Regions from separate parts of the Homo sapiens genome. Here region 1 is linked to region 2. A link is a contact called in ENCODE Hi-C or POLR2A ChIA-PET data. All regions are on one chromosome and are shown on one strand. Each heading gives the region's core, a stretch centred on a gene start or an enhancer-like site at or near the end of the contact. The rest is flanking DNA. Distances are from core to core; before and after follow the strand shown. Region 1 holds the start of AKT3 (AKT serine/threonine kinase 3). Region 2 holds the start of EXO1 (exonuclease 1).

Region 1 (4,031 bases), core at 251-2,750, 2.0 Mb before region 2:
ATACCACACAGTACATAAATACCAGGGGGCTACAGTATAAGAAAATGACTACCATAAGAGAGTTGTCAAGACATAGAAAAGCAGAGAATGAAGTGCATGTCAGGAGGAGGAACTCTTCTGCAGAAAGAAGCCACAGACATTAACAAAAATGTTGCAGTGGGAGAAAGTAACAGGTACATCAACAAGGCTAGAGCCACGTGGCGGGATAATAGGGATGCTGCCCAGGTGTTTCCAGAAGCGATAAAACTTGTAAACTTTTATAATTTTCTGAAGTGCGCTGCATGGTAAAATATGGTCATTGTGCAAAAAAGTTGTCCCCAATGCAGTCTCAGGAGTCACTGACTTCAAAATAAAGAAACGGTCTCTTCGTAGTAAATGTAGTACCTCGTGGCTTTCCCAAAGTCATTGAAAACGAATATCCCTAAAAAGGGTGTGATTTCAAGAGTGAATTACGATCCGCCCGCAATCTGTGTACCGTGTGTGGACGAATGCTTGCAGCGAGCGGTGCGGAAGGCTGTTCAGAGAGGTGTTTTTGGTCTGCCGTGGTCTCCTGGGATAGTCAGGAATGATTCTTGCTACGGGCTGACCCGGGTTCCCTCTTCCCCGAGGTGCAGGGGGTGGGGTCGGCTTCTGGACTGCTCCGCGCTCTCCGGTCCCTACCTCATTGGGCACCGCCCACTTCGTGGGCTTCCAGGTGCGAGCCCTCGCGCCGGGCCCATCTCCCCAAGGGGCCGCGGCGGACTGGAGGAGACGCCCGGGGCCTGGCGGCGCGCGCGTCCGCGGCCAGGGCGGGTGGGCGGATGCGCCGAGGAAGCGGCTGGGCGAGGAGCCTCCGCTCCCGGGCCTCGGGTGCCCGCCAAGGGCCACGCGGGCGAGGGGGAAACCCAGAACTTCCCGCCCGGGAGCGACTGCCCCCGCTCCCGGCTCTGGCTGGCTAGGGGGATGTTCTCGCGAGAGGAGAGGGGGCGCGGGGCACCGCTGGTTTGGGGGCGCGGGGAAGCCTGAGGACGAGGGCCGGGCAGGGAGGGGAGCAGAGGCGGCGGGCAGGGCCGGGGACGCGGGGAAGCCGCTCCCGCCAGTCGCCGAGAGCCAGCCCCTGACGTCAGGAGTTTTCCTCAAAGTCAACAACAAGCCCCGCGGCGACGGCGAGAACCGATCGGCGGCGGCCCCGAGCGGGAGGAAGGAGGGGGCGGGGAGGCGGCGGGGGGTCCCCTCAGCGAGGCGCAGCCCGGGAGGAGGCCGCAGAACCCCTCCCCGCGCCGGGCGCGCCCCGGGGCCCAGAGCCGCCGCCCCGCCGGCGTGACCCGGCCCCCGCCCGAGCGGTGTTTTCTGGTGATGAATTTGTAGCCGATATCCGATTCCCATGTAGAGTCTCCGCCTCCTCCTCTCCCCGCCGCCGCCCTCTCTCCTCCCTCCCCCTCCCGCCGCCGCCGCCGCCGCCGCCGCCTCCCGCTCCAGCTCCGCGGCCCGGCCCGGCCGGCTCCCTCCCTCCCTCCCCTGCAGCCCTTCGCTTGCCCTCCCGCCGGCCGCACCGGGCTCCAGGAGGCCAGAGGCTCTGTGGGGTGGGGGGAGGACAGGAGGGGAGGAGGAGGGAGGGGGGACCCCCGAGTCGCCCCCTCTCCTCCCCCCGCCCCCCCCCGGCTCCATCCTCCGCCGCCGCCCGAGCAGCTGCGGGGCCGCCACCGCCGCCGCCGCCGTTGCAGGTAACAGCCACCGCCCCCAACTCTAGCCCCCTCCCCGCCTGGCCTCCACTCCCTCCGGGCCCCGGGCCCCGGTCCGCCCTCCCTGCCTCCCTCAGGCGGGGGATGGCGGCGGGGTGGGGTGAGGCGGGGGCTTCTGGGTTGTCACCGCGCCGGGGGCGTGGGCGGGGGCTGGGTCACCGGAGGCTTCGGGTGTGGGTGTGGAGGCCGGGGGATGCCCAGCGCGGTTGACACCGACACCCCCCGCTTTCCGGGGAAAGCTGGGGGGCGGCGGTGCGCAGCGGGCCGGGGGAGGGGTGTTCCCGGCCTAGCGGTACCGTCTGTGTCTGGGCTGCCCCGGCCCGGCGCCTGCTGTCTGCGCAACTCTCGCTCCTTCCCCTCGCCCCTCCCCGCCCGGGCCGCGCGGCGTGGGGAGGGGGCGCCCGCCTGGACCGGGGGCGGCGGCGAGGTTATATAACGCGTGGAGCGCCGGTGTCAGTGTGTTTGGGTTGGGGGGAGGGAGCCGTCTGCCGCGCGCCCTGGCGCTGAGGCTGTCTGCGCGTGGGGTGGGGTGAAGGCGAGGATGCACAGGCGTCCCCGGGGTCTCCTTCCTTCCCCCACCCTTCCCCGCCACTGGCGCGCAGGAAAAGACGGCACTGGTGGGGTGGGGGGGGGGGTGTGTGTGTGGGAGGTGGGTAACGTGCTTGTCTGTGTTTTTAATAGTAGTGGGGTTTTGATCCGCTTGGGAGTTGTGTGCTAAGAATAGAAATGTGCGGAAGATGCTGGGTTTGGCTGATCCAGTGATGCTGTCGCTGCTGGCGGCGGCGGCAGCTCTGGCTGCAAGTAAACAGACCAGCCTCTTCCTTGTCCACCTCCTCCGGCGCATCGGTCCGCATCAGCCATGATGCCGGTGGGGCCCTTCAGAGCCCAAAGTTGAAGCCTAGCTGGTTGCTGTGTTGACCCTGACGCCGAGGCGGGGTCACCATCCCTTGTTTGGGATTTCCCGGGAATCTACAGTTAGCCTAGAGATAAAGAATCTCGTTGGGGCCAGGTTTTTCCAATACCGGTATTTACTGTTTATGTTCTGAAAGCAGAGGAAATGCTTACCCACAAGTCAAAGCTGGGATGCTCACATTTCTTCCATCAAAATAATGTTGTTATGAAAATAAAACCAACTCATTTCACCAATGTGGCATTTTGGTTGAAAGCCTGGTAGTTTGCAATTGATGAAGTTTCCAAATAGAAAGTCAACAGTGAAACCTATGCATCTATATTGGGTAATTTCTAGCCATAATAAAGTGTTCACACTTTGATTTTAGTTGAGGCTAAAGTAAAAAATAATGGCTTTTTGTAGTTAATACATTGGCAGTTGTCTCAACAGTTTAGACATGTGTTCCGTATTTGGTAAAGCATGGTCATATATGTCTTTTAGTAGAACTATACATCACTAGGCAACCACTGGGTTTTGTCAGTGGTTGAAGCTGACAAATGAGTGAAACTCATTGGTTTAGGTTATGTATTTACTTAGGAAAACGAAGGTGGAAGAGTCTAATAAAGATGGTGTAGGAAATGAAGATTAGTCTTCAGAACTTGAGTATCACTTGCAAAATATGTATAAACGAATACAAACATTCCGGGGGTGGTTGTCTAAAACATGAAAATATTTTATAATTAAAATAGCAACTTATTACTAAGTTACTAGTTTTCCAAGGTTTATGACTTAATGCACAATTATATGCAAGATATATATCCGGACTGTAATTGTTTTCCTTTTGCCAGTACATTATCTTGACTTGGAAAGTTTACCAAGGAGATAGTACTTGAAAGTTTACAGGGAGATGGTACTTGAAGATCTTTTTGTTTTCCTTACTAGGGTTGACCCCAATATCTTTGATTGGCTTGAGGTTCCAGTTTTAAAGTGAGGGAGGACAAATATTACATGAATGAGACTGTTGAAATTTAGATGAATGTAGGGTTTTAGTTTTCAGTTGTGTATTTGCATTGTGGTTTTGCAGCATGTTTTCTTACAGCGTTTTAAAAATAGTCCAAAGTAATCCTGCAAAAATTGTGAAATTATTATTTGTATTCATTTGGTTTTCTTTCCATAATTATTACTGGAGTGAATTGTTTTCCAATTTAAAATTAATTTTTGGCTTAATAATCTTGACATCGACTCTAAATTGTATATGTCAGAGTACTTTAAGGTTTTGCTTTGGACTTTTTAAAAATTAATTTCATAGCTGTAAAATATTTTAAATAAGATTATATTTAACAAATACTGGAGTGTGAACTGTGTGCTGGTTTAATTAAAAACTTTTAATATTTACATTTCATTCAGAAAATCACTGTCAG
Region 2 (4,497 bases), core at 1,163-3,662:
CAAAGAATTAACATAAGGTCCAGACTTACCTATCAGTAGGTTCACCTTTGGCTAGTTTTTCAGCACAAGCAATAGCTCCTTTGTGAAGCCAGCAATATGTATCCACAGCTACTACCTGCCCTTTATACTTCCTCACATGGATGGGTTCTGAAGCTTCTTTGATAAATTGTAGCAATCCCTGTATCCCCATGGTGCCAAATTAACTACCTGATATGAAAAGAGACAGGGAGAACAGTAATATTTAAAGAAAAATACATTTATTAAAACATCTTAGACAAATGAAGAGAAAGCTTGGAGTCCAATGCAGAAATTGGTTTGTTGTTTTTTTTTTTTTTTGAGACGGAGTCTCGCTCTTTCGCCCAGGAGGGACTGCAGTGGCCTATATCGGCTCACTGCAAGCTCCGCCTCCCGGGTTCACGCCATTCTCCTGCCTCAGCCTTCCCAGTAGCTGGGACTACAGGCGCCCGCCACCGCGCCCGGCTAATTTTTTGTATTTTTAGTAGAGACGGGGTTTCACCATGTTAGCCAGGATGGTCTCGATCTCCTGAACTCGTGATCCGCCCGCCTCGGCCTCCCAAAGTGCTGGGATTACAGGCGTGAGCCACCGCGCCCGGCCAGAAATTGTTCAGATATTCAAGAATCACTGCTCTTTAATATTTTAGCTGGGCTCCTCCCTATCAAACAATTTCCATAGGGTAGAATTTACATTAATCACTAATACTACCTCTAATGCCACTTGACTGTTGCTTATTGTTTGTTTAGTCTTTCCAAAGTGCTTTTGCACTTTCACTCCTGACACATGCTTCAAGGAGCCAGGCACAAACAAAACCATGCATGCGATGGCATCGCATTGCCTCTACAAAGGGCATTAATCATAAGGGTCAACGTGCAAATTCAAATAGGAGTAGAAACTCAAAACAGTTTGTAGGAAGGTAAGTATTTCAATTAAAAAACAAAGGAAAAATTCAAAAAGAATTACAGAAATGATCCTGTACTTTTTTAGGACTGAAATTCACTGCTATTAGAACGCATTATTCTAAGCACGAACATTCTGGTAATAAACAGTGGTGGCGCCCAGGGGCAACTCCATCAGCCTCTCTGAAAGCTACCCTAAAGAACTGTGAAACTGCGTCTGCTATGCAAATACAGCTTCAAGACAAATGCTTTAACTTTCCACCCCCTTCCATTCCGGTTGCAGCCCCCTAAGCCCTTTCTATACAGAGATTCTGGAACTGTCACAACCCTTTCTGATGAAACGACCTCCCCCCACTCTACAATAAAAAGTCAGTAATGGGCACTGAGCAGTTGCTTAGCATTTCATAATACAAATCTCTCCTATCAAACGTTAAGTTTGGAAGGAAAGGAAGAAAGAAAGTACAGGATCAGGAGGCAGCTTTACCCTGTTGACACCTTATCAGAGCTCTAAAGGCTCTGGTCCAGCAGTTCTCAAATTTCAGAGGTTCTTAGACTCTCAACTCCACTCAGTGACTGGGATTCACTAGTTCTGCTGTGAATGAATTTTAAACAAAGCAGTTAATCTGGATGCAGGTGGTCCTCAAGCCACAGTTTCAGAAAAACAGTCTCTTACCTCTCAGATGATATCTAAAAAGAGTTTTCTCTCACTCCGAGGAAAACGGATATAATAGTTCATGAAATTTACATAAGTTTCTTCTGGGCCAGGCAAATATCCTCGAATAATTATTTCTTCTTTAGCGTAGTAAGAATGGCTGAGTGCGATAGTAAGAATGACTGTGTACATATCTCAGAGGTCGCATGTGGCACTCGAGGTAACAATAACAGCACCATCTTCACTTTATCCCTCTGTCTCGCGGAGATGTGCAGGCGTGGCCCCCAAGCCCATTCCAGACGACACGTTTCCTTAGGCCTGCAAAATATTATGGGAAAATGTACTTGTCAACATTTAAAGGTGGAGAGATTGCATGTAAAACCTGGACTGCCAGCTTCTGCGGAAAAATGAGGTAAGTCTGGCAACCCTGGCGCCTGCTCCAGCCCGGAATCGTCTGCTCTCTTATCTCCCTCCGTTCACTGAACTGCAGACCTCTGGTTGCCAGACGTCCCCTCGGAACAAAACACATACTCCACTCAGGCTAAGGGCTCCGCTGTTGGGTTGGGAAGATCACGCCAGACCCTCTCCTTCCCTTCCTGGAAGACCCGAATCCCGAGAGGAGGGTCGGAGGTGACGCGCAGGTCGACCCCCAAGGGAACCCACCCATTAGCCTCCGCACAGCCCGCTCCTCTCACCTTCCGAGAAGGGACTCTCCTCCTCCCCTTGAGCGGAGCCGATTGCGGTTGGAGAAACCCGCTCCGACGCCCCTAACTCACTGTGGCCAGAGCACCCACGGCCGGCAACGCAGAACACGGGTAACTTGCCTACACAGCGCGCGAAAGGCTGACCTTTCAATTTGCGCGGGTTCCTTGCGGCCCCGCCCAGAGGATGTGACGTCAACGCGTATCCCGCAACCCGGTTCCGCCTCCTGCGGCTTCCAACTCATAGGGTTGCGTCCTGAGCTCTCCGTCTCGCTGGGTAGACAGCGGCTCACTGCCATACGACTGCAGCCGCTGCTGCCGGCCCGAACTCCGTGCGGCTTCTTGAGGGCGCGAGTGGCACTGGCGCTGATGGCCGATGGTGAGCACCGCCTCGGAAGTTGGGAGTGTTTACACCCGCCGGGGCTGCTGGGCGTTGTAGTTCCCTCCTGGCTGCAGCCCCAGTTCTGGAGGCTGATGTTGAAAGAGCGCCGTCGCGCGTTGATGTTGAGGCTTTTCAAACCTGAAAAAGTTGCTCAGTCCCCCTCGGCGTCATCAGTCCCATCCTAATTCCTTCATTCTCTTTAAAACGCCCGGTTGCCTCTACAAATCGAAATTGAATTCAGTTCACGCTGGGTTCTTTTCCCCATTGCAGTAGTAGTAGTGATTAAAATCTGCCCCTACCATTTTACCTAGAACCCAGCTTCGTTTATTTTTGACATAAGTCGGGGAAAAATTAGCTATATAACAAGACCTTGAAAATGGGCCTTAGAGACAAAGACTTTAGAGGCATTTTGGACTTTCATGGTCACTTGTGGCTAGGTTTCCAATCCTCATAACACCCCAGACCTCGTCGCTGTCCTCTTAGGGATATTGTAATTTAAAAAATTGGAAGAAACCTTAGGCCAGACCACAAAGTAATGTTCTGGGCTCAAAGATCAATAGGAATGATAATGCAGACTCAATTCAAGGAATTGAAGGGGAAGAAGTGAGCACATTGTTAAACATGCTCCCCATTTGATTACGTTCTTTACATCTTTTCCTCTTTTAAAGTCTTTTTATGATCACTCTAACATCTATCATGCCAATTTTAAAGGCATCTATGATGCCTTAAATTTGTTACTAAAATTGTTGAAAAGGTGCCACATTTGGGGAATGTGTTTGGAAAAGCTGTGTTGCTTTCTCCCTGGTTCTGGTCTTTAGAGCTGGGACTAGGAGAGATGAGAAAAGTTATCTTCCCTCCCTCTTCCAAAGGCTATGGTAGACCTAACCCTAAACTAGCTTGGAGTGGACTCTTGGAGAAAGTGGGGGACAATTTCAAACTGCAGTAGATTAAAGAGGAACTTCGATGTGGGCAGCATGTGTTTGTAGAGAAGCCTTCTTACACTCATTGGACTATCCAGCTGTAGTAACTGCTTCAGTACCTAGAATCCAACCATGAATATATCACACATGGGGGTCTTAGGAAGGAACCCCAAAATCAAAAAGGTGTCCATTCCAGTGTCACTGGATCTGTCATAAAACTAACATGAGAGTTTGCTGCACTGTGAACGGCTCATGTATTTACTGTGAATTTGACTCCCAAGGTTTCAAACTGTATTCTTGGCTGCAGTGTTCAAAGACTAAAATTGGAAAAGAAAACACTAGTTACAATACATTTCACTAACAGAATATTTTTACTCTTTGGGAGGACAAAACCATTTGCATCAATGTGTGCAGTAATTTACTACTGCCTTAAGTGTGCCTGTCAGTTCCAGGTGGCATGGAGGCATAAAGAGATGTCCTGTGTCTTCAAGGAACTTAAGATCTAGTTCTGTAGACAAAACACATGTTTATGAGACAGTTAAGTCACAAATCATGATGGCATGTTATTAAATGCTGAAATAAATGGTATATCCCATATGTTTCCAGCTTAAGACTCAGTTCCAATGTTACCAGTTTCCAAATGTCTTCCCTAAGTTAGATATTTGTTTGATATGCACAAGCATTCTGTGATGGCTCTTTGGTCCTGACACTTCTCATATTCTCATTGTGTTTGAATTGTCTTTGCCCTTCAATAGACTGAAAACCTTTTGAGGTAGGGTTGCCAGATTTAGCAAATAATAACGTAGGACACCCAGAAATTTGAATTTCAGATGAACAACAGATAAATTTTTAATATATCTAATGCAATATTTGAGACATATACTAAAAGAAATCCCTGTTTATCTGAAATTTAAATTTATCTTGGCA

What was found. A loop is a pair of places that touch in the nucleus more often than their neighbours do. ChIA-PET counts read pairs that join two places held with the same protein, here RNA polymerase II (POLR2A). Pooled maps may share reads with other maps.
Region 1: a loop to region 2 is called in a pooled map, with 14 times the contacts of the local background. The contact joins the promoter of AKT3 here to the promoter of EXO1 in region 2. A Hi-C loop is called at or near these places in 2 of 37 single-sample maps with no recorded cell type and 10 of 50 pooled maps. POLR2A ChIA-PET finds 5 or more read pairs at or near these places in 1 of 52 experiments (activated CD4-positive, alpha-beta T cell).

Annotation. Positions count from the first base shown.
Region 1 is chr1:243,847,712-243,851,742 of GRCh38, reverse strand. AKT3 (AKT serine/threonine kinase 3) reads left to right here and starts at 1,500. Exons shown (of 14, transcript NM_005465.7): 1 at 1,500-1,703. RefSeq lists an enhancer at 2,091-2,591.
Region 2 is chr1:241,846,119-241,850,615 of GRCh38, reverse strand. EXO1 (exonuclease 1) reads right to left here and starts at 2,412. Exons shown (of 16, transcript NM_130398.4): 1 at 2,263-2,412; 2 at 1,589-1,885; 3 at 1,400-1,504; 4 at 30-207. The coding sequence starts at 190. RefSeq lists an enhancer at 2,377-2,716.